Linked DNA regions of Mus musculus: all the other regions are linked to region 4. A link is a loop called in an ENCODE intact Hi-C map of the cell type or tissue named here. Cell type or tissue: heart. All regions are shown on one strand. Region 1 holds the start of Gm30688 (a long non-coding RNA gene). Region 2 holds the start of Mrps25 (mitochondrial ribosomal protein S25). Region 3 has its middle 19 kb from the start of Fgd5. Region 4 holds the start of 4930590J08Rik (RIKEN cDNA 4930590J08 gene). Region 5 holds the start of Fgd5 (FYVE, RhoGEF and PH domain containing 5).

The links. Hi-C counts contacts between places; a loop is a spot of excess contacts. Peaks named below come from ENCODE experiments on the same cell type or tissue, not always from the same donor. Only the 100,000 strongest peaks of a DNase experiment are listed, where the experiment ranks them.
Region 1: it touches region 4 in a loop (9-fold over the local background); 17 of 42 quality-filtered maps call a loop at or near these places.
Region 2: a loop joins it to region 4, with 2.2 times the contacts of the local background. A loop is called at or near these places in 5 of 42 quality-filtered maps.
Region 3: a loop joins it to region 4, with 2.3 times the contacts of the local background. A loop is called at or near these places in 2 of 42 quality-filtered maps.
Region 5: a loop joins it to region 4, with 2.6 times the contacts of the local background. A loop is called at or near these places in 3 of 42 quality-filtered maps.

Annotation. Positions count from the first base shown.
Region 1 is chr6:92,267,273-92,272,272 of GRCm38, reverse strand. It overlaps Gm30688 (a long non-coding RNA gene), which reads right to left and starts at 2,638. Exons shown (of 5, transcript XR_001785327.2): 1 at 2,525-2,638. It also overlaps the pseudogene Gm44803. In heart, a CTCF peak has its summit at 3,054 (motif pointing right); a DNase peak (open chromatin) is centred at 3,052.
Region 2 is chr6:92,181,586-92,186,585 of GRCm38, reverse strand. It overlaps Mrps25 (mitochondrial ribosomal protein S25), which reads left to right and starts at 2,563. Exons shown (of 4, transcript NM_025578.4): 1 at 2,563-2,746. The coding sequence starts at 2,613. In heart, a CTCF peak has its summit at 2,117; a DNase peak (open chromatin) is centred at 2,675; H3K4me3 peaks cover 2,019 bases; H3K27ac peaks cover 1,723 bases.
Region 3 is chr6:91,957,007-91,962,006 of GRCm38, reverse strand. No RefSeq gene overlaps it. Among named protein-coding and RNA genes, the nearest start is that of Fgd5, 19 kb to the left of the region's middle. In heart, a CTCF peak has its summit at 2,622 (motif pointing right); DNase peaks (open chromatin) are centred at 1,376 and 1,796; H3K4me3 peaks cover 559 bases; H3K27ac peaks cover 1,389 bases; H3K27me3 peaks cover 604 bases.
Region 4 is chr6:91,899,391-91,904,390 of GRCm38, reverse strand. Ccdc174 (coiled-coil domain containing 174) reads right to left here. Exons shown (of 11, transcript NM_172730.2): 11 at 4,543-5,000. The coding sequence ends at 4,804. 4930590J08Rik (RIKEN cDNA 4930590J08 gene) reads right to left here and starts at 158. Exons shown (of 20, transcript NM_198668.2): 1 at 35-158. In heart, a CTCF peak has its summit at 2,697 (motif pointing left); a DNase peak (open chromatin) is centred at 2,700.
Region 5 is chr6:91,976,383-91,981,382 of GRCm38, reverse strand. Fgd5 (FYVE, RhoGEF and PH domain containing 5) reads right to left here and starts at 2,418. Exons shown (of 21, transcript NM_172731.3): 1 at 2,341-2,418. The coding sequence starts at 2,353. In heart, no CTCF peak of the experiment used is centred here; DNase peaks (open chromatin) are centred at 1,602, 1,942, 2,382, 2,962 and 1 weaker place; H3K4me3 peaks cover 2,780 bases; H3K27ac peaks cover 1,836 bases; H3K27me3 peaks cover 3,727 bases.

The DNA of each region.
Region 1 (5,000 bases), 370 kb before region 4:
TGAAGAAAAAGCCAATAAGAAGCCCAGCTGTGATGAAGCAAACATGGTTGAGGTCGTGAGATGGAAGCACGGCCTTCATAAGAGAAAGTTGAATACCAACAATATACATGCAGAGGATGGGGTCATACATTAATCTTACTTGTGTATAAACTGCTGAACTATGGGGCTTTGTAAGATCCCAGGTAAACAGTGTATGAAACCAAGAGGGTTAGAAATCTTGTTTGTGTGGGCTTTGTGCTGAGTAGTTTCATGCCAGCTTGACCCAAGCTCTAGTCTTCTAAGAGGAGGGAACTTCAACTGGGAAAAATGCCTCCAGAAGACCAAGCTGTAAGCAGGGAAGCCTATTGGACAATGGTTCTCAACCTGTGGGTTGTGACTCCTTGGGAGGGAGATCAAATGACTCTCTCACAGGTGTCACCTAGAAACATTAGAAAACAGATTTTACATTGTGATTCATAACACTAGCAAAATTACAGTTATGAAGTAGCAACAAAAATAATTTTATGGTTGGGGGGTCACTGCAGCATGAGGAACTGTATTAAAGGGTCACAGCATTAGGAAGGTTGAGAACCACTGGTATAGGACATCTTAATTAGTAATCAATGTGGGAGAACCCAGGTGTGACCACCCCTGGGCTGGTGTTTCTGGTTCTATAAGAAAGCAGACCGACCTTTTTCCTCTTTGGGTGTCTGAAGACAAGATGGGTCACCAGCAGCTCTACTGGAGTCACCCATGGAGGTTTGGCTCTTGCCATGTGTGCTCTAACCGCCACGGTCTGATCTGCAAATATGGGCTGAATATGTGTCGTCAGTGCTTCTGTCAGTACGTGAAGGACACAGGCTTCATTAAGTTGGACTAAGCGACCTTGAATGGATTATTCGATTGTCTACTAAGTGGAACCAATCATGCTAGTTTTTGTGCACAAAGAATAAAAACATGAAGAAAGAAAGAAAGAAAGAAAGAAAGAAAGAAAGAAAGAAAGAAAGAAAGAAAGAGAGAGAGAGAAATAGAAAGAAAGAGAGAAATAGAAAGAAAGAGAGAAATAGAAAGAAAGAGAGAAATAGAAAGAAAGAAAGAAATAGAAAGAAAGAAAGAAAGAAAGAAAGAAAGAAAGAAAGAGAAAGGAAGAAAGGAAGAAAGAAATAGAAAGAAAGAAAGAAAGAAAGAAAGAAAGAAAGAAAGAAAGAAAGAAAGAAAGAAAGGAAGGAAGGAAGGAAGGAAGGAAGAGAAAGGAAGAGAAAGGAAGAAAGGAAGAAATAAAGGAAGGAAGGAAAAGGAAGGGAGGGAAAGGAAGGGAGGGAAAGGAAGGGAGGAGGGGAAAGGAAGGAAGGAAGGGAAGGGAAAGGAAGGAAGGGAAAGGAAGGGAAGGGAAAGGAAAGGAAAGAAGGAAAAGGAAGGAAGGAAAAGGAAGGAAGGAAAAGGAAGAAAAAGAAAAGAAAAGAAAAGAAAAGAGAAAAGAAGGAAGGAAGGAAGGAAAGAAAGTAATCAAACTGAACAAGTCATGATAAACAAGCCTTATGAATGAGCAGCACCCCTCCATGCCCTCTGCATCAGTTCCTGCCTCCAGGTTCCTGCCTGATTTGAGCTCCTGCTTCGGCTTCCCTCAATGGACTCTGATTCTGAATATGTAAGCTAAAAAACCAAAACCTTCCCTCTGTAGTTGCTTTGGTCATTATGTTTCATCTCAGCAACAGAAACCCCAACTAAAGACAGGCTTTGTGTAGTCTAGAAAATGACCCAGCCCAGTGGTGTATAGTTCCACATGAGCGTAAGCAGCAGACAGAGAGAAGCCACATGTACATAGCAACACATCTATGCATGATGGCTGACCTTGGTTGCCATCTTGACTACATCTAGATTCAACTAAAACCCACCAGCCAGGCGTGGCATGTGAGGTCTTTTCTTGGATCATTTGAAGTGGAAAGATACACCCTAAATCTGAGCCACACCCTGTGGTATAGGCCCACAGTAATGGACGTGAAAACGCCTAGCCACTCCCCCTTCTACACAAGACAGCTAATCTCAGTGCTAGAGAATTCTTTGACCCAATGTTCTGGTGCTATTTGGGCCTCTTCCCAGTCCTGGTCATGATATAAGGACAGAGTGTCCTCTGAGGATTGGAGTCCCTGATCCAAAGTAGGGTCAGGGAACTGCGAGGTGGGTGAGAATGGGAGGTCCTTCCCTCAGCAGTATAGGATAGGCCAGGGGTGGGCCAGGAAAGCAGGAGAGTAGCAAGCCACTTCGAGCTCTTCCTGCACACGTTCTGATGGAGAGCCTTAAAGAGGCCAGCAGTTCTGGCTCTCAGCCTGGCCTTCCAGCAATTCTGCAGCTCAGACCACCAAACAAAGGACCAGAAACTGCATGGCTTAAGCCCCAACCCATCGTCTCACAAATCTGGGCATTGGCAAGAATAGGGAATCAGGGCCCAAGCTGGGCTTCTTCTTTCCAGACCCCAAAGGAAGGGTAAGCACAAGGAGCTGCCAGAACCCAGGAGTGGTCTTTTTCAGCCCTGCATGCTACTTACTAGGCGTTGGGTCCATGCAGCCCATTTCCTCTTCTGGATTTGTTGGTCTGAAAAAAATGGAGGACTCGGTCCCAGAATTCCAATACTGGCTGCTGTTGCTCTGCCAACTGCCTCTTCAACATCCTATCTCGCTTAGAAGCTGTATGTGAACTCAGAAACGTCAGCTAGACTTCTGTCCATTTCTGAGCACGGAGCTGCCTTTTCCCTCATGACAAAGATATGTTGGGACCCTTGAACGGTCTGTCTTGAAAATCTAAGCTCCAGGCATGGATACATACGTGCTCAGACTATCCACCACATTTACCATGTTTGACTTCCTGGGTTCCAAGGTCGATACAAACTAACCAGGCAAACAAAACAAACAAAGCCGAGGTTTGTAGGGATACCTCTAGAGGTGGAGCAGAATTACCAGAGTTAGCAAGGAAGACCACAGGGCATCCAGTGTGGCCATTGCCTGAACCTGCTCCTTTTATATGGGGAGGAGCTGGGATTCAGGATGCGTTTTCATGCATTTCTGTTGTTGGCCACCGGAGGGCAGCAGAGCTACATAAATGTCCTGAGTGTTGTTACAGGTTGTGGGACACAGAGGATTCAGAACAGGACTTTGGGAGCCACAAGGTGCCAGAAAAGTGATGAGAGGAATTAGTAGCCATAGAAGGATCAAGGAAGGTTTCTAGGAGTTGTTGACTCATGCTTTAGACAGGGTTTGAAGTCTGAAAAGGTCCTCTAGAAAAGAGACATTGAACAAAGATGGGGGGGTGGGGGGAGAGGCAAGCTTGCTCCAGAGGCAATATAATAGGACCTAAGATTCTGGCACAGTCCTCAAGCCAGTATTTCAGCATGTGTTAGAACTTCACATCGAACTGCCTTAAGAAAAAAGAAAAAAAAAACTCCAGGAGACACCTTCAGGGAGAACCATATCCAAGGCCTCTGACTGTGTCACTGTGTCCTGTCACAGGGCCTCTCGGCTCTGCTCCTTGCAGCAGCATAGCCATCAGCAGCTACAAGCAGATGCTCAAACTGCCGAGAAGCCACCATGGAGACAGCCTCATTCTCAAGGCTTCTACCAAATGTCTGGGAGTTACTCTGATGTGCTGGGGCTGTGCTACCCAAACATCCAGAAACCATCGCTGCTCCTGATGACCTGTTTTGTGTCCAGGCTGCCTGTGAGAGATGGTCTCCTCCCTCTAACTGAACATGGGGGGCGGGAGGGGCAACAGTCTCCAAAGGAAACATGAGAGGGTCTCAGAAGGGGAGACAGTGGGTGTCAGGGAGGACCCACTGAAACCTGGTCCTCTCTTGTCCTAACTGATTCTGCACCCGGCTGCCATAATGTGCCTCAGTTTCTTTAGCTGGATGTGACATCAGGTTCAAAATAGTACTCACTCACTCCTGTAGGCTCTTAGGCTGTAGTGGCACCTCAGAGTCAGGAAGGAGTCTGTAACAACAGTTCTAACAGCAGCTCTGAGGTTGAAGCTCATTAGAAGGCTATCCTAAGCCAATGTATGGGAAAAGATGGGGTATTTCAACTGCCCAAGCTTGGGTCACGTGACTGCTCAGCAGAGCCAGGGAATAGAGTTTGAGCCACCTATGGCAAGGGGCTCTGTGTCAGGCAGAGCCTAGAGACAGTAAATTAGGGTGCTAGGATAGCCATGATGAAGTAATATTGACTGGAGGCTTGACCAACAGACACAGACTGTCTTATAGCCCCAGAAGCTACAGGTCACCAGAGCCCCACTCTCCTTGAACCTGCATGGCACCCTTTCTGCCCTCTCTAGCTTCTGCTCACAGTCAGGGGTCCTTGGCGTGGTTAGGTTTGTGGATCTGTGTATTCCTGCCTCAGCCACTGATGTGACATCCATGCACACGTCTCTGTGTCACTAAGGCTACCGCTGGCTGACTCATATGCTTTGTCACTATATTCTTCAATGACCATGCCTGTCCACAGAGGTTACCTTCCATGATACGGAGGTTTAGAGCGCCATCACCTGTCTACCAAAGGTGTTTTGTTTTGTTTTGTTTTGTTTTGTTGCCAAAAACTAGTACTGCCCCTGTGGGAAGGGCAACTGGAGTGAGGTAGTCCCAGTTGGCCAGACACAGTTCTGAGACAAGGACTCTGAATTATGTAGGCTAGTCTTGAACTCATGACTCCCCTGCTCTGGCCTCCAGAGTGTTAAGATCGCTAGCATGTGCCATAGGCAAATTATTTACTATTTGGGCCACAGTAGATTTAAGAAGCCTTGTGAGAAGTAGCAACTGGAATTCAACCCAGCTCACAGACTGCTCATCCTTATTGACTGTGAATAGACCCAAAAGAATTAACACACCACACACTGCCTGCAAATAGACACACAAAAAACACAGCGCACACACACCATCTTGCCCAGTCACCTGTGACAACCTCACAGTTGGGTCCAGCAAGGAAATCACTCAATGGTTAAATGGGAAATGGTAGAATGATACTGTGGCAAATATT
Region 2 (5,000 bases), 280 kb before region 4:
GAGGACAACCTTGGGTATTAGTCTTAGGAAACCCATCCGCCTTTTAGGCAGGGTTTCTCATCCTGAAGCTTTCCAGTTAGGCTAGACTGGCTGGTCATCGACTCTACAGTCCTATCCCCACCAGAAACTGAAGCTCGGAGGGGTGAGGGAGCCTGGGGCTGGCATTTGCACCAGGCACTGGTACATTTCACACTTTACCTCAGCTCTGCCAACAGGTCTGTGTTGTGTTGTTTGACAAAGAACAGATTGGATACTTACAACTCATTTGCCATCAGTATTTAGGTGGGTTTGGGTTGGCTCAGGAATGGTGAAGAGGGAAGGGCTCAGCTATTACATAGACCAAAGAGACAGCAGCTGAACAATCTGGAAAGAAGTTAGGTGCGGCTAAATGGGTTTCTACAGTGACTTCATCTGGGCCTGGAGCCCAGGTCTGTCTGATTTGGGACCCAAGGCTGTTTATGTGGGCTGCTGGGTGTCTCCTGTGGATGCAGTATCATCTTCTGTGATGAAACTTCAAGGTCTGCAGCCTCCCCAGAAGCCTAGCACAATTTTTTTTTAAAGACTTATTTGAGTACACTGTCACTGTCCTCAGACACACCAGAAGAGGGCATCAGATCCCGTTACAGGTGGTTGTGAGCCACCATGTGGCTGCTGGGAATTGAACTCAGGACCTCTAAAAGAACAGTCAGTGCTCTTAACCTTGCCTAGCAGAATCTTAATCACTTAAGGATCTTAATCACTTAATGATTTCAGTTGCAGCGTCTTTCGGAAGTTGTCAGTCTTCTTACAAGCAGCAGCTGGCTTGAAGAAAAACCAGTAACCTTTCTTGGAGCCATTAGGAAACTGATTTGCAGGGCTCAGTTTCCTCCCAGCACCTGCAGTGGTGAGTTCAGAGTAAGCCAAGATCTGATGGCTGCAGCAGAACCCATGACTTGTAGGAATACCAGTAGTAACTTTGGTTTTTGTTATTGGGCTGTGAGTGAGGACAGTTAACAGTAAGACTCCCTCTTACTGTCAATGGTTTTCTCTTAATAATCCTATGTCCATTTCCTGTTAATTGGCTGTTCCTCCTCTTGATCTACGGTTGACTTTATTTAATCCCGTTTACAGTATTGAAGCAGCTCTTGGATTAAAGGTGTGTGCTGAGACTGAGCCATACCACAACTAAAAAAGGTTTTTCCAGTAAGTAACACCATTGTGGGGCTCACAGTGTGATTAGATACCCTGCAGCCGCCTGCTGCACTCTCAAGGGTATGCTCTAGAAGCTTACCTTCCTCTTCAGACATGTAGTTATAGCTGAAGCTTATTAGTGATGTGTTCACATATATGCAGGCAAAACACTCATACATAGGGGCTGGAGAGATGGCTCAGTGGTTTAGAGCACTGACTGTTCTTCCAGAGGTCCTGAGTTCAATTCCCAGAACCCACATAGTGGCTCACAACCATCTGTAATGGAATCCGATGCCCTCTTCTGGTGTGTCTGAAGACAGCTACAGTGTACTCATAAATAAAATTAATAAATCTTTTAAAAAATATAGACATAAAGTAAAAAAAAAAAAACTAAAACAATTTACAATTTGGTAGCTGGGGAGATGGCTCGGTGGGTAAGAGTACTTGAGGGTCTGAGTTCTGATCCCAGGATCCATGTAAAAATCTAGGTGAGATCATCTGTGCCTGTAACCCCAGAAGTGTGGGTTACAATCCCAATTGCTGGAGCTTACTAAGAGAACAGAAACACAGCAGGACACTTTTCCCCCAGCCTTCATGTGTGCACAGGACATGTCTAGAATTGTTGGATTATTTGAGCAGAGGAAAGAACACTTAAGTTTTGAAAAAAAAATACTAGAATAAAAGATTAACAGATGAAAAATGCTCTAATGGGCTTATCAGTAGACAGTTCATCTATGAAGCCTGGGAAGTCAGTTGAAAATTTACATAATTACAAAGGGAAAAAATCTTGAGAATCCTATAGAAAAATTAATTTCAGCCATAAACAGCGATTAAAAATTACAGTGGGGCTGGAAAAATGGCTTAGCAGTTCAGTGCACTTGCTGCTCTTTTAGAGGTCCCACATGGCAGTTCACAGCTCTGTAAGGTCAATTTCAGGGGACCCAACGCCCTCTTCCAGCCTCTGCGGGCACTGCGTGTATGTGGTGCACAGCCACAACACACAAGCAAAACAGTAAGGTAAAAATAAATCCTAAAAAAAAAAATGCAGCGCAGAGTGACATGTTGATTGTTGACTTGTCATATCTGTCACAACCACTCTTAACAAGCGAACGACCCCCTCCTCTAAGCAGAGTCCTTTGAGGCAGACCCTGACGCGCCAGAGCAAGCCACTCTTTCCTCCTTTGCAAATAAGTTTTCCCTTTGAATCAACAGCGACTTTTCCGTCAAGCTCTTCACTTCAGAACTGGAGATCTTGGGAGAAGATAATTGGTTTCTGTGAAGACAAAAACGACAGGTTGATTCCCAACGCTGAGGCGGCTGCGAGCCCGGGCCCAAACTACGAGTCCCAGGCTGCCCCGCGGCCGCGCTGGCCGCCGGGAAGTGCCTCCCAAGATTCCCGGAGCCGCGCTGGTCCGCGGCTTGAGGAGTTCCTGACTTCCACCATGCCGATGAAGGGTCGCTTCCCGATCCGCCGTACGCTGCAGTACCTGGGTCGCGGGGACGTGGTATTCAAGGAGTCTGTGAAGATCATGACCGTGAACTACAACACGTATGGGGAACTGGGCGAAGGCGCCAGGTCAGTGTGGGTCACAGCCCTCGGGGTTCAGTGAAAGAAGCTGAGGCAGTGGAGGGCATCCCGACTGATCCCCGATAGAAACCCGAGTGCTCCTCCACCGGAGGGATGGGTTGCGGCTGGAAGGCTGGCCCCTTGTGCGAGGCTGTGGCGCGGGGAACGCCTTGGGAGCGGAGTAGTAAGTTTCCGCACCTGTGCACAGCATGGCTTGCTGCTGCTTAGGACACTTGATGAATGAAAGGTTTCATTGACCCGTTTATCATCTCTGAGCAATGCTTTGGACCCTTCCGAACTTACTGCACATTTATTGAGCGCCCAAAACGCTGGGTTCAGTACTGGGATTTTCCACAGTACGGGATAAACATGACTGTAGATAGAAGTGGATTTGTAGAACGGATCAGAAAGAGAGAAGAGAATAATTTTCAAGGTGGAGAGTGGCCCCTGTGGCAAAGACCTTGACTTCATGAGAGCCAGAAGCCGCCTTCAAGCCATTTTCTCTGGTCAAGTTGACCCCCAAGACCTAAGATTTGCTAGCCTGGGATCTGCTGGGGTGAGGGCTCTCTGGAACCCTCTCGGTGGACCAGAGGGTTCGGGCTCTACTCCCCACTTGTCAGGAGTTTATGCATATGCAAAGGCCTCTTAACTAGTTGTATGACCTTGGGATCACACAAGTTCTCTCAACTTCTGACAGCATTTTTCCTAGGCGGAACACCACAACATCAGTGTGTTGGTGGTGGTGTGGGGTTGCTGGAGAATAAAGTGCCTGGCAGAGTGCAACAGGTGCTGACCTTGTGCCCATTTGATCCAGTAGGTGCATCTATATCTATCTGGTTTGTGGGCACAAGGCTCTGTGCTTTGGGATGGGAAGACAGAGACTTGCTGACAAGTTCTGCCTTCAAGCTTTTGGGTGGTGTGCTGTGGAGCTTTCAGGGCAGTGTTTCCTCCCCAGAAGCAGTTCTTTCACTTTTTCAAGTTTTGTGTTGATGTAATTACTTAAAGGTCTCCACCCCACCCGACCCTGTGTTTGTGTATGTGTGGATACATTAGCATTCAACCAAAGATAATGTTTCTAAGGAGCTGGCTGACTTGGTTTCTTTTTGAAATAGGGTCTCTCAGCCTGGGCTTCATGGATTCAGCTAGGCTGGTCAGTAAGCCTGGAGCCAGCAAGCAAGGGCTCACACCTGGCCTTTTACCTCTCTCTCTCTCTCTCTCTCTCTCTCTCTCTGTCTGTCTGTCTCTCTCTGTGTGTGTGTGTTTTGTATGTCATGAGAGTTTATTTACACCATATGTGTGCAGGTGCCCATGAAGCCAGAGGGTGTTGGATTCTCTGGCACTGGAGTTACAAGTGGTTGTGAGGCACTTGATGTGGGTACTGGGAACTGAACTCAGGTCCTCTGGAAGAACAGTAAGCACTCTTAATTGCTGGGCCATTTCTCCAACCTCAAGTAAAATCTTCCTTAAGTTTTAATTGAGATAGGGTCTCACGGTGTGCCTAGCTGGCCTGGAACTCCTTTATAAACCAGGCTAGCTTCCAGCTAACAACAGATCTTCTTGCTTATCTCTGCTTCCTGACTACTGAGTTTAAAGATGTGTGACACCACACCTGGCTTGCTTGTAAAAATGTATATGTGAGTGTTTTACCTCCATGTATGTATGTGCACCACATTGGTGCCTGGTGTCCATGGGATTAGAGTTACAGATGGTTATGAGCCACCATATGGGTGCTGGGAACTGAACCTGAGTCCTCTGCAAAAGCAACAAGTTCTCTTAACCACTGAGCCATCTCTATAACCCCCTACCTGTTTGTTTGTTTTTTAAGTGGATCCCGGAGCTCAGAGTCTGGTTGTCTTGCATGTATAATAAGCTCCTTAGTGATTGAGCCATCTCAATAGCACCCTTTTGACGTATTAGACCCTGCGGAAGAGGAGTATGGTTCTCATGGCCGTTGCCTCTGCCTGTACACACATCTGCATCCTGTTCAGCCTATCCTCCCTCGAAGGTCACTTCTGAACAGTCAGAACATGAGTTCTCTGATAATTTAAACACTGTGAAGACTCATTTTCTGTGACTTCAAGCCAAAGGGGAACGTGTGATTAATTTTCCTTCTTGGCTTTAACAAATCCTTGTGTTAGCCGTGTTTAATCGCTTCATTTTTGGCACTTTAATTGCAGATTCTGTCCCAGTTGTGGTAGTGTCTCGAGTGGTTTCAGGCTGCCTTTCTGCTGACTCAGTTTCATCCCTGGAATTAGTTTAGATG
Region 3 (5,000 bases), 58 kb before region 4:
CTTCTGTGCCTGCAGAAGGCTTTGCAGAATCACTTTTCCAACATGGAATTGCTCTATCAAAGGGCACACAACACTTGAAACTTTAACACAGATGACTGTCCCCAAAGATTGTATGGCTCACACTGTATAACAGCAGTGTCAAAACGGCTGGCTGCCCTGCTCCTTGCTGGTACTGGATGTCATCAATATTTTATATTTTCTCCAATCTGATGGGAGAAAAATGGCGTTCTATTGTTCTTTTAATTTGCATTTCTATGACTGCCTGGGAAGCTCATATCTTTCAGTTGTTTATTGGCCATGTGCATTTCTGTGTCAACAGAACAGCCTCATCATGTTCTTTGGCCGTGTCCCCCTTCTTTTTGTTTTGCATTTTTATTACCAATCTCTCTTAGTAGGTTGGGAATATTGGCTCATATTTTCTTATGTGAGGTCTACTTCTGTGTCAAAAAGACATCTGCCAGCTTTGTGGCTAGACTGCCCCAGGAAGAATCACAGAACACATGCATATTCTAGCCTACACTGTCCTAGACGTAGGAGCTGGGATGGTTGATCAGGGTAGGTAACATTTATGACATCAGGTTGGTGAGTTCAGGGAACAATGGCATGCAACTGCTAAGACACGAAACGGGACCTGTAGGTGCATTCCATATGATGGAGGGATTAAAACGGCTGGTCTGTCTGCCTCCAGACAAGAAGTCAGCTCTGGAGAAGGGTAAAAGGGCTTCTTTTGAGGAACTTGGTCCTGCTTAGCCCGGAGCAAGGAGATCCCAGGACATTGGGACAGATGGGACTATGAGGTGTCAGAGCAGGAGCTGTGACACAAGGCAGGAGGGCGGATCCCAGTGAAGGAAAGGGAACATCCATCCTCCTGGCCATTTGCACCGAATGAAACACTCCTACCCCTCTCTCTGCTTTATCTTCTTATGGTGCCCTCCTCTTCCAACAGGCTACGCTATTCATTTTGCACACTATGTCCCCTCACCATATCAGCTCTGTTAGGACAGCCTTTGCCTGCTCTGTTCATGGCTACCTCTTCTCCATAAACATTATTCTTCTTCCCATCTGCTTTGCTGAAGCAGGAGTAATTGTGTAACAGAGAGCACCCCCCTGGAGGAGGAAGGCAAAAAGAACATGGCTTGCTATGTCGCAGGCTTTCTGTGTAGAGGACCCAGTTTTATCTGTGTTTTTTTCCACCAAAGTGAGGTCTGGAACACAAACCTGTAGAGCTATGGAGGCTGTAAGCCAGCTGTCTGGAGTACTGGAACTCTCCAACTGAGTCAGCTCCTGTTTACATCCAGGCTGGTCCTACACCCTGCTCCACCTCTGGCTAGCCCCAGTCCAACTTCAGCCCTTCCTTCAGCAGGGGGTTACTGGTGTTTTGGAAAATCAATCGACATCACACTAGACTGAAAATATCTCAAAATATCGCTTGCAACTTCCTCCTGCTCCGGGAGGCCCCCACCCAGGACAGCAGCAGCCTTTCCCTGGCTGACGACTTTCTAGAAATGTTCTTCTATCCCCGGACACAAGGAATTTCAAGTATTTTTCTTCCTCTGCTGTTTTTCTTTCCTCTTCCTTCCCCTCCTCCTCTTTTCCCCCCTCCTTCTCTTCCTTCCCCTCCTCCTCTTCTCCCTCCTCCTCCTTCTCCCCCTCCTCCTCTCCACTCCTCCTCCCTCCTCCTCCTTTTTCTCTCTTGCCTTTGGCTGTCCACATTGTGTTGTCCTGACCCAGCTAGCAGCCTACAGCCCTGGGCTGGTCACTGGGCTCAGAGCGGCACCACTGGCTCCTTAGGCCGGGGAACAATGCCTCCATAATTCATTGAGCACGCCCCTTGGATGACTTTTTCCTGTTGCTGATTGTCCAGGCCTGCACAAACTACTTTTTCCTGCAGCTAAATTTAAAAGGGCCAGACCCTGGAAACAGTGTACCAGGCCAGCCTCATTGCAAGGGCAAAGGTGGTGTGATGGCTATTCTTGGTTGTCAACTTGACTACATCTGGAATGAACTAAAACCCAAGTGGTTGGGATCACCTGTGAGGGGAATTTTCTTGATTGAATCTTTGAGGTGGGAACAATGCATCCTAAGTCTGCACAGCTTCTGGTGGTCGCCTATGTAAAGGATGTGGAAGAAGGAAGCGCTTGCTCTTCACCTGCTTCTTCTCACTCTCACCGGCAGGTTCATTCCTTCAGTGGTATTGGAGCCTACTTCATGGAGATTACAGCCTATTGTTAAGACTAAGACATCCAACGCCATGGACTGAGAAACCACTGCATTCTCGAACTTTCCACCAAAAGACAACCATTGTTGGAAAAGTTAGACCACGGCCTGTAAGCCACACTAATAAATCTCGCGCGCGCGTGTGTGTGTGTGTGTGTGTGTGTGTGTGTGTGTGTGTGTGTGTGCTTGCGTGTATGCGTGTGTGTTTGTGTTCTTTCTATCAGTTCTATTTTCTAGAGAACTTGGACTAATTCAGATTTTGGCACCAGAAGTGGTTCCAGAGCAACAGAAGTATAAGGATGAATTTTTTTTAAGTTTGTTTGTTTGTTTGTTTGTTTGTTTGTTTATTGAGTACCTGTCACTTTCTTCAGATGTACCAGAAGAGGGCATCAGATGCCATTACAATGGTCATCATGTGGTTGCTGGAAATTGAACTCAGGACCTCTGGAAGAGCAGTCAGTGCTCTTAACTGATGAGCCATCTCTCCAGCCTAGGATGGATATTTGAAAGGATCTGGACCAGGCTTTCCCATTTGCTGATACCTACAGTCACTGACGCTCTCCTGGGAGCTTGGAGATCACTGAAAGCCCACGGTGTGAACTGTCTACAATGCACATGAGTCTCCTGAGTCACCAGGTGTGAGAGGCAATAGATTTGGGGACTCTGTATGTAAAAATTTTGACAATTTGTAAATAATAATAATAAACAAGGAAAAATGATAAGACTGACAGGTTGCACCTAGCATCTCTAGATAAGTAAGGAATGAGATCCGAAATAAAATTAGCCAGCTTCTAGCCTCTCAGACTATGGTGAAGGACAGCAATGAACTCAGCAATAAAACACACCGGCTCTAGATGCACAGAAACAGTCTAAAGGTTTCTATGTGTGCCTGGGAAGAGAATTTTCTTTCCAGCAGCTATAAAGCTCAAGTTGCAAAAAAATCAAACTGAAGCCTGCATGATAAGACAAATTAATGAATTGCAATGAATATTCACATCCCAGCCTTAGAGAGTGTATGCAGTTAACGACAAGGCCATACTGATGAAGGGTGGAACCCTAAGACACAAGAAGTTGTACGGGAGGACCCGGATGAGGCTTCGAACTTTGAACCCTCAGATTCTCAAGGGTCTAGCTCACCTGAGGAAGAAATCTCTCTACCCTTAGCAGAAGATGCACCCATATTCACAATGCCTGAATATTACCTGTCCCACCTTTGCCTGAGGAAATTAATTCTTCACCGTCTGCTAAACCAGCAGTGACTTTCCCTGAAGGAGATGCTAGACAGGAGACTCCTGATGTTCCTCAGGGCCCATCAGTAGTTGCCTCTAGACCTTTAACCAACACACACACACACACACACACACACACACACACACACAGAGTTTATATATCACATACTGTTTTTTAAAAAGTATCAAAAGTATGAGTAGTTGGTTAAAGAATTTTCAAAAGATGACCTATGGAAAAGGAACTGGATATTCCACTTGACTTGGGTGATGAAGGGATTTTAAGGTTTAGGAAAATTGCAATACTAGATACACTGGGTGAGTGTATACTCGAGTGTGCTTTACACTGTGTAAAACCCAGTCATCCACAATGGGAAGGCCCAGGTTGTAGTCTCCCCTCCCCCAGCCTGAAACCTGCTTGCTCAGGGGTGGAGCTTCCTGCTCATTCGTTCTGCCACGCCCACTGCTGGAACCTGCGGAGCCACACCCGTGCACCTTTCTACTGGACCAGAGATTATTCGGCGGGAATCGGGTCCCCTCCCCCTTCCTTCATAACTAGTGTCGCAACAATAAAATTTGAGCCTTGATCAGAGTAACTGTCTTGGCTACATTCTTTCTTCCGCCCCGTCTAGATTCCTCTCTTACAGCTCGAGCGGCCTTCTCAGTCGAACCGTTCACGTTGCGAGCTGCTGGCGGCCGCAACACCAGGTGATGTGACTTTCACCAAGCTTTTCAGACACAAAATGGTGAGAGGACACCATCACATCTGAAGAGCACTCTGTCACTCTTTTCCTTGTGCCAGACCTTAGGGTCAAAGATGCTGCTGCTCAGATGAATTAAATGTGATGGGTTTAATCAGACCCCAAGTAGCAGGGGCTAGTTAGCACCAAAGGCAGGGGATCGTAGTTATCACAATGGACAACATATGTCCACAATGGCTTGATCCATAATGGTCAGCACAGGCAAAGAGATTTTATGGTGGCATGACTTGTGGATCTGGCTAACCAGTCCTGGTGTTGCCATGTGTGAAGTAGATAAGAAGCCTACTGCATTTTTGTTTGATCTGTATAAGCAGAAAAACCCTCAAATGAAAGACTACATTGGATTATGGCAAGAGGGAATCTTGGTCTGTGAAGCAATTTCTGACTTAAGCCAGCTTACAGACTAGAACCCTTTGAATGAAGGGAAGGCCAGATACCCCTGAAGAAGAACTTTGCTAAAATTTTACTGTTAGCCTTTTGTTAGTCCTTCTGCAGAGGACCTATGGCCTTTTACACAAATGCACACAAATCCTAGCTCCTGGCATCCCATGTTCCTCAGGATTCTAGAAGCTTCTCCAGAAACCCCAGGACATTCCTGTCTCCTTCTCACCCTCCCACCTCACAGGTGGTTGGTTAAGAAATCTTAGCTAGATTTCCAAGACATAGTCATCCTTTCCCTGCCTCCATCTTGCACCTGACACTATTCTTGCTAGCAGCTGGGGGACCCTGCCCAAGCCACTCTGGTCATGGCCATACTTTCCTCAGCACCTCTGTGGTTCCTCCTCCCTGGAGTAAG
Region 4 (5,000 bases):
AGCCAACAAATCATTTTCAGTTATTATCACTCACCTTGGCTATGTAGCATTTTATGTGAACAGTCTGGCATATAACTGACTCAGCTTGCCTTACTGGTTCAAAAGGAAACTTGAGCCACATATGGTGTGGCTATCCTGTTGTGTTAACTGTAAAGACCAGTACCCACCCCTGTTCCGGATTCTAAATTCCACTGCCTCATCTGTATGTCACAACCAGACCAGCTGAAGAGCAACCCAGGGGAATTAGCCACGCCTCTGGCAAATGTATAGCTAAGTGCAGCAGGCACCTCATGTATATGGATTCAAATGCTCTCCTTTGGGCATTCTACAGGCCAGCAGAATGATTCAGTACACCAATTCAAAGGAACTGCGCCAAAACACACAAGGCCCAGAGGAGAGGTTACAGTGAAAACAAGGAACTCAGAGCAGTCTTCTCAATGGTTTGCTCTGCTCTCCAGACATGCAGAGAAGACATGAGAACATTCTCCTGTAGGCTTAACCACTTCCAATTCAGACACGGTCATAAGTCTTGGATGTGCACCTGGGAGAAACTGGCTTGCCAGTCTTTGGTCATTAATGGGAAGACAAAGTACAGGGACCGCAAAGCCAGCAAATGGTTATTTGGAGCAGTCCTGCACACAAGTTAGCACAACAAAAGGATTCAACTTCAATTTCCCTGATGTAAATTTAACACTTGGTGGGAAAGGGGGCAGGCAGCTGAGCAAAGTGCTTGAGAGACCTAGCAACCTAAACTTGAACCTGGAGCTAACCCATGTAAAGGTGGAACAGGAAAACCAACCCTACCAAGTTGTCCTCTGACCCCATACAGAGATACACACAGTAACAAAATTTTGAGCTTAAAAGCTGAAACTGGAGCTGTAGCTCAATGACAGCACATGACAAACATGTGCAAGGCAAACCTGACACCTCAAAACACACACCACCAAAAATTCTTAAATTTAAAACTTCACTCAATTCAACTATCAGAAAATTTATATGTTTGGGACAACCTGGATATGAGTTTAGTACTTTTCAACTGCTTTATGACACCTAAATACAGATAAAAGTGTATCTGGTGGAAAATGAGTATGCAAGCTCGGCTACACTGCGGGCTACAGTGCACTCTGGAATTTAGTATGAAAACAATAGGGAAGTGTGGCTTAGCAGTTGTTAGTGTTTGGTCCTCTTGCAGAGGACTCTGTCCGTAACACCCACAGAGCAGCTCTACTTGTAACTCCAGCTCCAGGAGATGGCACCCTCTTCTGCCCTCTGAGGGCATCAAATACACACGTGGTACACATATACATGCAGGCTTTCACACATAATACAAAACCAAAAGCAGGTGTGATGGTACACACCATTATTCCCAGCATTTGGGAGGCAAAGCAGTCTGATCTCTGAGTTTGTTGCCAGCCTGGTTTACATAGCAAGTTTCAATACAGCCAGGGATTATACATATACAGAACCCCTGACTATCTATGTATGTATGTATGTACGTATGTACGTATGTATGTATGTATGTATCTATCTATCTATCTATCTAAGCTTTTTAAAAAAGAAACAAAGTACCTCTTGATGTTTTCTGTATCCTGAATGTATACTAAGATGTTCTGAATATATTAAGTTCAATAAAAAAATTAATTTCTTTTTTTTTTTTCAAGACAGGATTTCTGTGTGTAGCCCTGGCTGTCCTGGAACTCACTCTGTAGACCAGGCTGGCCTTGAACTCATAAATTTGTCTGCCTCTGCTTCCCAAGTGCTGGGATTAAAGGCATGTGCCACCATAATTTCATTTTTAAGATATGGTTCTAACAAAGTTAAAAATGGCCTGGAAATGTAGTTCAGTTGGTAGAATGCTTACCTAATATGCAAATATAGCCCTGGGTTAAATACCCAGCAAGACATAAACCAGGTGAGGTGGCCCACACCTGTAATCCTAACACTCTAGGGACAGAGGTACACACAAGAGGATCAGAAATTCAATACTGACACTCAGCCTCCTGTGGCTCTCCATCCATCCACATTGTGCTCAGGTGCTGAGAACAAGTGACTGCTGAGTGCATATCCCTCAACAATTAGGAACACCAGAAAAGGGAACAGAGTGCCAAGCTGGAAGGCAGAGGACTGAGAAATGCAATCTTCAGGGCAGAGCATAGCCATTGCACAGACACAGCACACCCAGTCTTGACAGTAGCTACAACTGCCTGCACAGGGCCTACAAAAGTGACTATCACGGAGCAATCACTGAATGGGAAGGGGATCAAGGGGCCCTATCTCTCCTTGCTGAACAATTGGTTGGGATGGATTCTGATGGTAAGGCAGTCATTGTCTAGGTCCCAATAGACAGATCACAGATAGTCTCAGATAAAATCAGTGGATCACAACACAACAAAATGAAAAGATGGAAAAAAAGGACTTGTGTGGAAGAGAGGAAGTTGACAGGGTGGAAGGAGATCTGAGGAGGGCAGAAAGTGAGGGGAAACAATACACTGTGCACATACATGTACGAAAATTGTCAAAGAATAAACTAAAAAATGTTCAATCTCTGCTACATACGAAGTTTGAGCTACACGAAACTGTCTTCCCCCAAAAAGGAAAAAAACAAAATGAAAGCGACACATTGATTGCATCCCTAGGAAGCCAATAGTCTTGGTGCATGGCTCTGAACTCTGAGGACTCTGCTGCCATCTGCTGGACATCCTGGCACAAAGCTGGTCCATGAAAAGTAAGTTTCTGAAGCTGACTTCAAGATAAATCTGAGGGACTGTATATAGACCTTTTAACTGGTGTCATAAAGAGGAGACTAGAAAGAAACTTAGTCTTCAAAACCCCAGAGGAAAATGACCTACAGGTACTAGTTGAGGTGAAGAGTAACTGCGCTTGACTGCTGCTGCTCCCAAAGGGCTGTGGTGGCCAGGTCCTCCCATGCCTGCTGGCTCCATTCAAGGCCCATTGCTGCCTGGCTGTCACTCCTGCCTTCTCTCATCCCACCACATTCTCTTCTTGATACTCTGCCTCATAAAAGCACTTTATCTCCAGCGATCAAACTATTTTCCTTTTATTCTGCCTGCAGCTTGCTATGTAGTCCAGGCTGGCCTTGAACCCACCTCTGCTCCCATGTCTGTCTCTTTTCTGCTTTTGCTTACAGTTGTGACATGTCTAATAATTCTATTTCCTTCTTTCTCCTCTAAACTATTTCCTTATTTTAGCTGAATTTATAGTTTTGGCCCTTATCTTTAGTCCTCCAACTTTTTTCTGGCTATTCTGGGTCCCTAGCATTTCCATATGAATTTTAGGATACATGTGTCATTTCTGGAAAAAAAATTAAGGGTAGCTGAGTTTTGATGTATTTAAAGGAGGTATTTGCCTGATGAGACTAACAGGACTGCATTATGTCTAGCTTCTGCTTTTGTTGTGGAGTTCAGAGGTAATTTTGGGATTTGTCCAAACTTTGTTAATACTGGGGCAAAAGACTGGCAGCAGAAGATACTAGGAAAAGCTTAAGCCTGGAAATTAGACATAAGTCTTGTTCCAATACAATGCCACATGACTTCGAGGAAGAACAGGGCATTTCCACTCATGTGAGCAGAGACAAAGCATCAAGGAAACCCCAAAGAGGTGGGTCTTCCTTTGCTACACTGTTCTCAGAGGGTTGGTGGTCAACTCCTGACTGCCTGTCTGCAGCTGCATAGGTGAATGCTCCGAACACCCCTACTGAGTGACGTCCTTTAGATTCCTGTGCACCAAACGTCCCTGCTAAATAAGAATATAGGCAGGGACCTACCTGCTCAGCACCATGGGGTCCAAGTCTGACCTACTCAGAGAGTCAAGAAGACTAAAGTAATGGAGAGCATCAGAAGGCACAGAGGCAGGAGGACAAGTCAAAGCTCTAACTGGCAAAACTAAGGAACACTGGTTTCTAAACAGCTCAGCAGCCTTTGCAAATGCCCAAATAGTTCAGCCCAACTCCAGATATCTGCAGAGGACAGACATAGGCAACTGAGTAACAGGGAACAGATCAACTACCAACTTCTACCTCTGAACTGTAGGTGCTCTTCCCCAACCTTAGAGCTTCAGATGTGACTACCTAGTGTCCCAGCAGCTTCCTTTTCCCACGCAGCCCTCTATAATAGGCCCTCATTTGCCTGTTGGACAAATCCTCCTCATGTTGCTCCATCACCTGTCAGGGAAGCTGAACCTGTGGAGTAGACACCTGCATGCTAACACACTTCTGAAAAGAAAAGAATGGAGCCCTAAAAGCGAAGTCATGAGAGGGTGTGTTTGTAAAGAAGGGTTAAAAGCCCCTCAGAGGGGTATGGAGAGATGAATCCATAGTTAAGAGCACTGGCTACTCTTCTTGTGGAGGACCAAAGTTCCGTTCCCAGCACCCACATAGTAGCTTACAATTATACATAACTCCAGGCCCAGGGTATCCTACACCACCTTCTGACCTCCTTGGCACCAGGCACACGTGGTACACATATATACAAGAAGGTAAGATGTTCACATACATAAAATAATCTAAAAAAGAAACAAGTTCCTCAGTATTTCTCAGATTAGCATTTATAATTTACACACCTGGAACCCCAAATGAGTCACAGCTGGGTCAGCATGGAGAGAAGATAGTCCCCCTATACCAAGCGGTAAGAAAATGAACAACCTAAGAGTCAATGAGCTCTCACTCCTCCCTGTCAACTAATGTGGCCTCAAGCCTGTGCTCCCTGGGAAAGTACAGGAAGAAAGAAGTAAAACTCAGTCCTGACTGACTTCTATGAGACAAATACAACCAGCATGCTTTACAGGTCATGTGACTTGTTTATAATAAGATATCATATCATCTAGTGTTTGGAAAGTGACTGTGGGCGCTTGTGGTGAGCTTTCAGAGGCAGGAGTGGATGTGTGTGAAGAGCTGGGTTCCTGGCTCTGGCCAGAGGAATGTCCCAAGTCACTTGGTGCTGATCCTGGTCTGCTCTGTGGCTGGCTACTCATAGGAGCAGTTC
Region 5 (5,000 bases), 77 kb before region 4:
TTTTGACACTCTGACATCTGATCCCAAGTCTTTCTCCCCTGCCATTCCCTCCACTCCCCCTGGAGCAGCGCTCCTGACCATATGTCGCAAGAACAATTATCTTCCAATTTCACCTTGCAATGCATCTTAATTTAACATCCATTCCTCAGTGCCCGCTGGAAAGTCCAAGCCAAGCCTTCTGGCTTCTAATTAGGCTGCTGTTAAAGCTTGTCCAGTGACCCACAACAGGGCACTTCCCAGGAAGACAGTGGGAGACAGAGTGCGGGGAGGCCTAGGGTCTGGTACCAGCCCTTCTCATACAGCTGTGTGTATACATCCTACATCCCTCTGCCTCTGGAAGCCACGTCTTCCTTCTGGGGAAGGAAAGAACTACCCACCTTTTCATGGCACTATTGTGAGTTCGAGGAAATCAACAGACACAAAACACCTGACAAAGTCAAGAGGCAAACATCCCCTATGCACCAAGATGGGCCTGGATTTAAAAACAAAATGGCTTTCAAACTGGATTTCGATCCTGTCTTGGCCCCTGAACAGATCAGAGTAGCTCAATTTCCCATCGTCAGGTTGTTGTTGATGATGTTAACTAGACTGACAGAAAGAATACACGGTAGTGGTAACTAATCCATTATAAGTTCCCGGGAAATATGAGTTAGTGTTCAGTGGTCGCTTGGACTGTGTTCTGCTTACTTTATTGTTGGTTAGTAGAGACAAGTCTGAGACAGATCTTGATTTGTCCGATAGATAAACTGAGGGACAGCAGTTAAGAAACCTGCTCAAGGTCACATAAGCATATGGTGGCTCTGAGATCCAACCCCAGGGAGTCCTGGAGCCATGAGATCTGGAGGCAGGGAGTGTGACATCCACCGGTCACCATGGAAGGCTATCATATTGAAAAGGGAATCATGTCTACAGACACAAATTACAAGGCAGCTAGATCTAAAAGTGCCCACTGCAAAGGCTTCCTGGGGTCAAATCTACATCTAAATTTGTTCTGTTTCCCTCCACCCTCCAGACTCTTAGGAAAGGAGGGCCTGCTCCAGCTTCATACAGGAAAATATGGGGAAGCTGGACTGGCTCTCTCCATTGTTACCAAGCTGTTTTGTTAGGAGAGTAGGGAAAGCCAGCCTATCTCTGTCCAGACTACAACCTTCCCCAGAGAGCAGTGGGTAGCCAGCCCCTGGGAACCCTGTTCCAGTCCTCTCCACTCCTATGCGGTGACTCTCCTCCTTATGCCCCTCAATTCTGTGACCCACGTTAATTACCCTCAGCAACACCAATGCCTGGACACAGGGAGGTGGCTGCCCCACTCCTCAGTCTGTTGTAAGACCAGCCCAATGTCTCCAGCCGCACCTTGCTCCCAAGACAATGACTTTTCAGTAAAACACTCTTAAAAAGAAAAAAAAGCCTCAACTCCTCCTGCCCCTCACACACACCACCACTACTGCCACCGCCACCACCGAGGCCACCACCACCACCACCAACAGCAGCAGTAACAGCAGCAGGATATGGTTCCAAGACAGCCAAAATGGTGGCTTCCTGTTTCTTTGGGGATGTGTGTTGGGAAGTGTGGCATTGAACAGGGTCCTTGGTGAGGAAGGAGTTCCTCTTCTGCTCAGCGATAGCAGTAAAAGAAAACAGGGTGCAACCGCGTGGAGCAGATAGGTCTCAGGATTACTACCTAGCACGCGCTCATCTTTGAGAACTTTCCTGTGTACAGCAGCTGGGAATCCAGATTCCAGGCACCGCCCATCTGACTGAGGCTCACTTTCTCAATCTGCTAAATGGCACTCCTCGGCAGAGATCGCTAAATTTCTTTGAGAACACTTTTGTGTTTCCCGGAATCACTGACCTGGTGAAGTCTGATTCACAGACTGAGACCCGAGGGGGAAGGGGGTAAGAGGGACGCTGACGCTCCTGGGAGTGACGGGGCCTCGGACCGGTAGTGGAGCCCGGGCTGAGGGTTTTAAGAGGGGTGCATCTAGAGGAACAGCCCAAGCTTCCTAACTCAACCAAGGTGTTTGATGGCAGAGTGGGGTGTGTCGAGCCCTGGAGTGCCAGAACAGACTGGCGTCGGCGCCCGGGAACCAAATGCAGCCACCAAAGGGTGAAGGAGGACCTGCTGGGACCCAAAGGACAGAAGGGGAAGGATTGGGTGTTGGAGGGCACGATTTGGAAGGCAGGGTGTCCTGGTTTCTGAGGGGACCCTTCCTCGGGGGACAACGGCGAGGTGCGTGGGACAGAACACCCGAACTCTGGGCTACTAGAGAGGGGAACCCGGGTCCCGCAAGCTCCACTCGCAGAGCCTGCCGCCGGAGCGCGGAAGGTGGCGCGGGCTCCTACCTGCTCTGTGCATCTTCCACCGCGGAGCCCGAGGCTGGTCGCTGCGTGCTGTGCGGGTCGGTCAGTCGGAGTCCCACTGCCGCCCAGTCCACCGCGCCCGCGCCCGCCCCGGCCCGGCCCGCCCCGGGCGCAGCACTCCGCGGCAAGGCGAGGGGCGCTGGGCGCGGGGCTCGGGTTGGGCGGGGCGTCCGCTCAAGCTCGGGGCTCCAGGCTCCGGCCGCGCCTCCGCCCCCTCCTATGTTTCCTCCCGCTCCCGAGAGGAAGGCTTTTTTTTTTTTCTTTTTTTTTTTTTTCTGTGCTGTCAGAGACCGAGGGTCCCGGCGTCCCCACGCACACTTAAAGGGGCCAGGGCTATGATCAAGGAGACCAAAGGAGCTGTACAAGGCTTAGGGACAGAGGCCATCCATCCCTTTATTTTCAGATTTGGATGTTCATTCAGTCTGGGCTAGGCGACCACGGAGCGTGATAGCTACAAGTTCTCTTCCTCATGGAGAGCTCAAATGAAGAGGTCGTTAGGGACAGAAGGCGAATTAAACCAACAAACACCATGGAGAAGCACCCTGGCTGTGAAGAAGACCAGTTGGGGCTCTCCATAGCCAGAACCCATGGGGAGTGTGTGAAATGCGCATTTCCGGGCCCTCATCAGACTCAGAATCAGAGCAACTGCCAGGACTTTCTGAGGAAACCCAAGTCAGAAGCCGGGAGCTTCAGAGTATGTCTGTGTAGTCATCCATCACCTCTTGGAGATGGCTGGAAAGGGCTATCTCGTTTCTGGGGGTGGGGGTGGGGGTGGGGGGCTTGATTCACATTGTATCCAGATAGTGAGACCCAGTATCTCCTCCGTACTGCCTGTTAATGACCATATAGATGCCTTTGCCCTCAGGGAGTCCTGTCTGACATACACAGTCCTACAGCTTGGGTCTGGAGCTCAGAGGAGGTCCCCAGTGAGAGGGGTCAACCAAACAAGAAGTGAAGGAGATAACTTGGGGGGACTTGAGGCATGTAAAGGCATGACATGTCCTTGAGCGGTCTATGTTTCCCTCTACTGTACAATTAAGAACTGAATTTGAATTTTTCAAATGACCTTTTCATCCCAGAGTCACCACACCAGACACTGAAACCTCCAGCCCTTTGTGGAAAAATACTTTTGACTCTGGAATAGAAAATTTATGGCTGGGGTCAGCGAGATGGCTCAGTGAGTAAAGAGCTTGCCACGTAAACCTGGACATCAGAGTTCAATCCCTGGACCTCACATAGGTGGAAGGAGAGAGAGCAGATTCCAATGGTTGTCTCTGGTCTCCACAAGTGCACCATGGCTTTGGGTGCCTTTCCCCAACTCATGCTAACATTAAATAGATGATTAATTAAAAGAGAAAAAGAAAAAGAAAAAAAGAAAATCTGACTGAGTACATTACTGGTTATTGGTAGATTCAATCGATCTGTGCATGGTGGTTAGCTCAGGATGGAGGTGATGCTGGTGGAAATGGAGGTGACAGAGATGACATTAGAAGTGAATGAGGACATTGGCGGTGAAACAGAAGGAGAGAGAGTGGTAGTGCCCCAGGTAGAGAAGGAGTGGTCATGCAAGTCATGGTGTCCTCAGTGTAGGTGGTGGAATAGGTGACGCAGAGGTGGTGAGCAGGTAAGAGGGGAAGGAGTTGGTGGTGATAGAGGTGGAGATGGAGCAGGTGATAACGGGGGTAGAAGTGGCAGAGTTGAGGCAGGAAGACGGTCAAGGTGATGGAAAGAGTGGTGATGATGGAGATGATGGTACACGGGATAGAGATGGCTGTGTTTTTCCAGGTGGTGATGGTGGAGATGGCATATGGGATAGAGGTGGTTGTGTTTTTCCAGGTGCTGATGGGGATATTTGGCAGTGACACAATAGTAGGGAATGACATGTGGTGGGCAGGGGCAGAGGATGCGGAAGTGGTTAAAGTGATAGAGATGGCGGAGGTGACAGAAAAGGTGGATGGTAGAGTCAGTCAGGGTGATGGGGGTAGGAGGAGTATATGTGATAGAACTGATAAATTTGCTCGGGTTGACGGCGACAGTATGGGTGACTGGGCTGATGGAGCCGGTGTAGGGATGGAGGCGTGAAGGTGCTGTGCACGGTGGAAATGGAGTTTGGCAGCGTGGGGATGATGGAGTCAGCTGAGTGGTGGTAGAGGTGGTGGCGAGGATGAGGGGATCTATGTTTTAAGGTGTGTGAAACGGAGTGAACTGGTAAATCCATTGATGTAAAAAAAAAAAAAAGAGCTTGTCTTTTAGAATAAGCAGTAAAATCCTAAGAACATGGCCTCAGCGGGATCAGGAGGGAGGCTCTGGTTCAGTGGCCGCTACTGTTGATTTTGCTCTGGGGTTTGTGGGGAGGGGTTCAGGGTGGTGGCAGGAAAATCCCGGAATGCTTTGCTAAGCTCTGCCAACCCAACACTGTTGGATGTGGGATTTGTGAGCACAGCCCCAAGGCCAGTTGGGAAACCTCACAGCATTCAACCAGTTCACCTGCAGGCAGAGGGGTGGTGGGTGCGGAGTGACAGGCTGTGAGGGAAAGACTTGAACCCCTTTGTTTTCGAACTCCTTTGTTTTTCCTTTCCAGAGAAGATGGATCCCAAAGCTTTTGTTTGCAGTGGCTTTGCAACCATCCTGCCCAGGGTGAT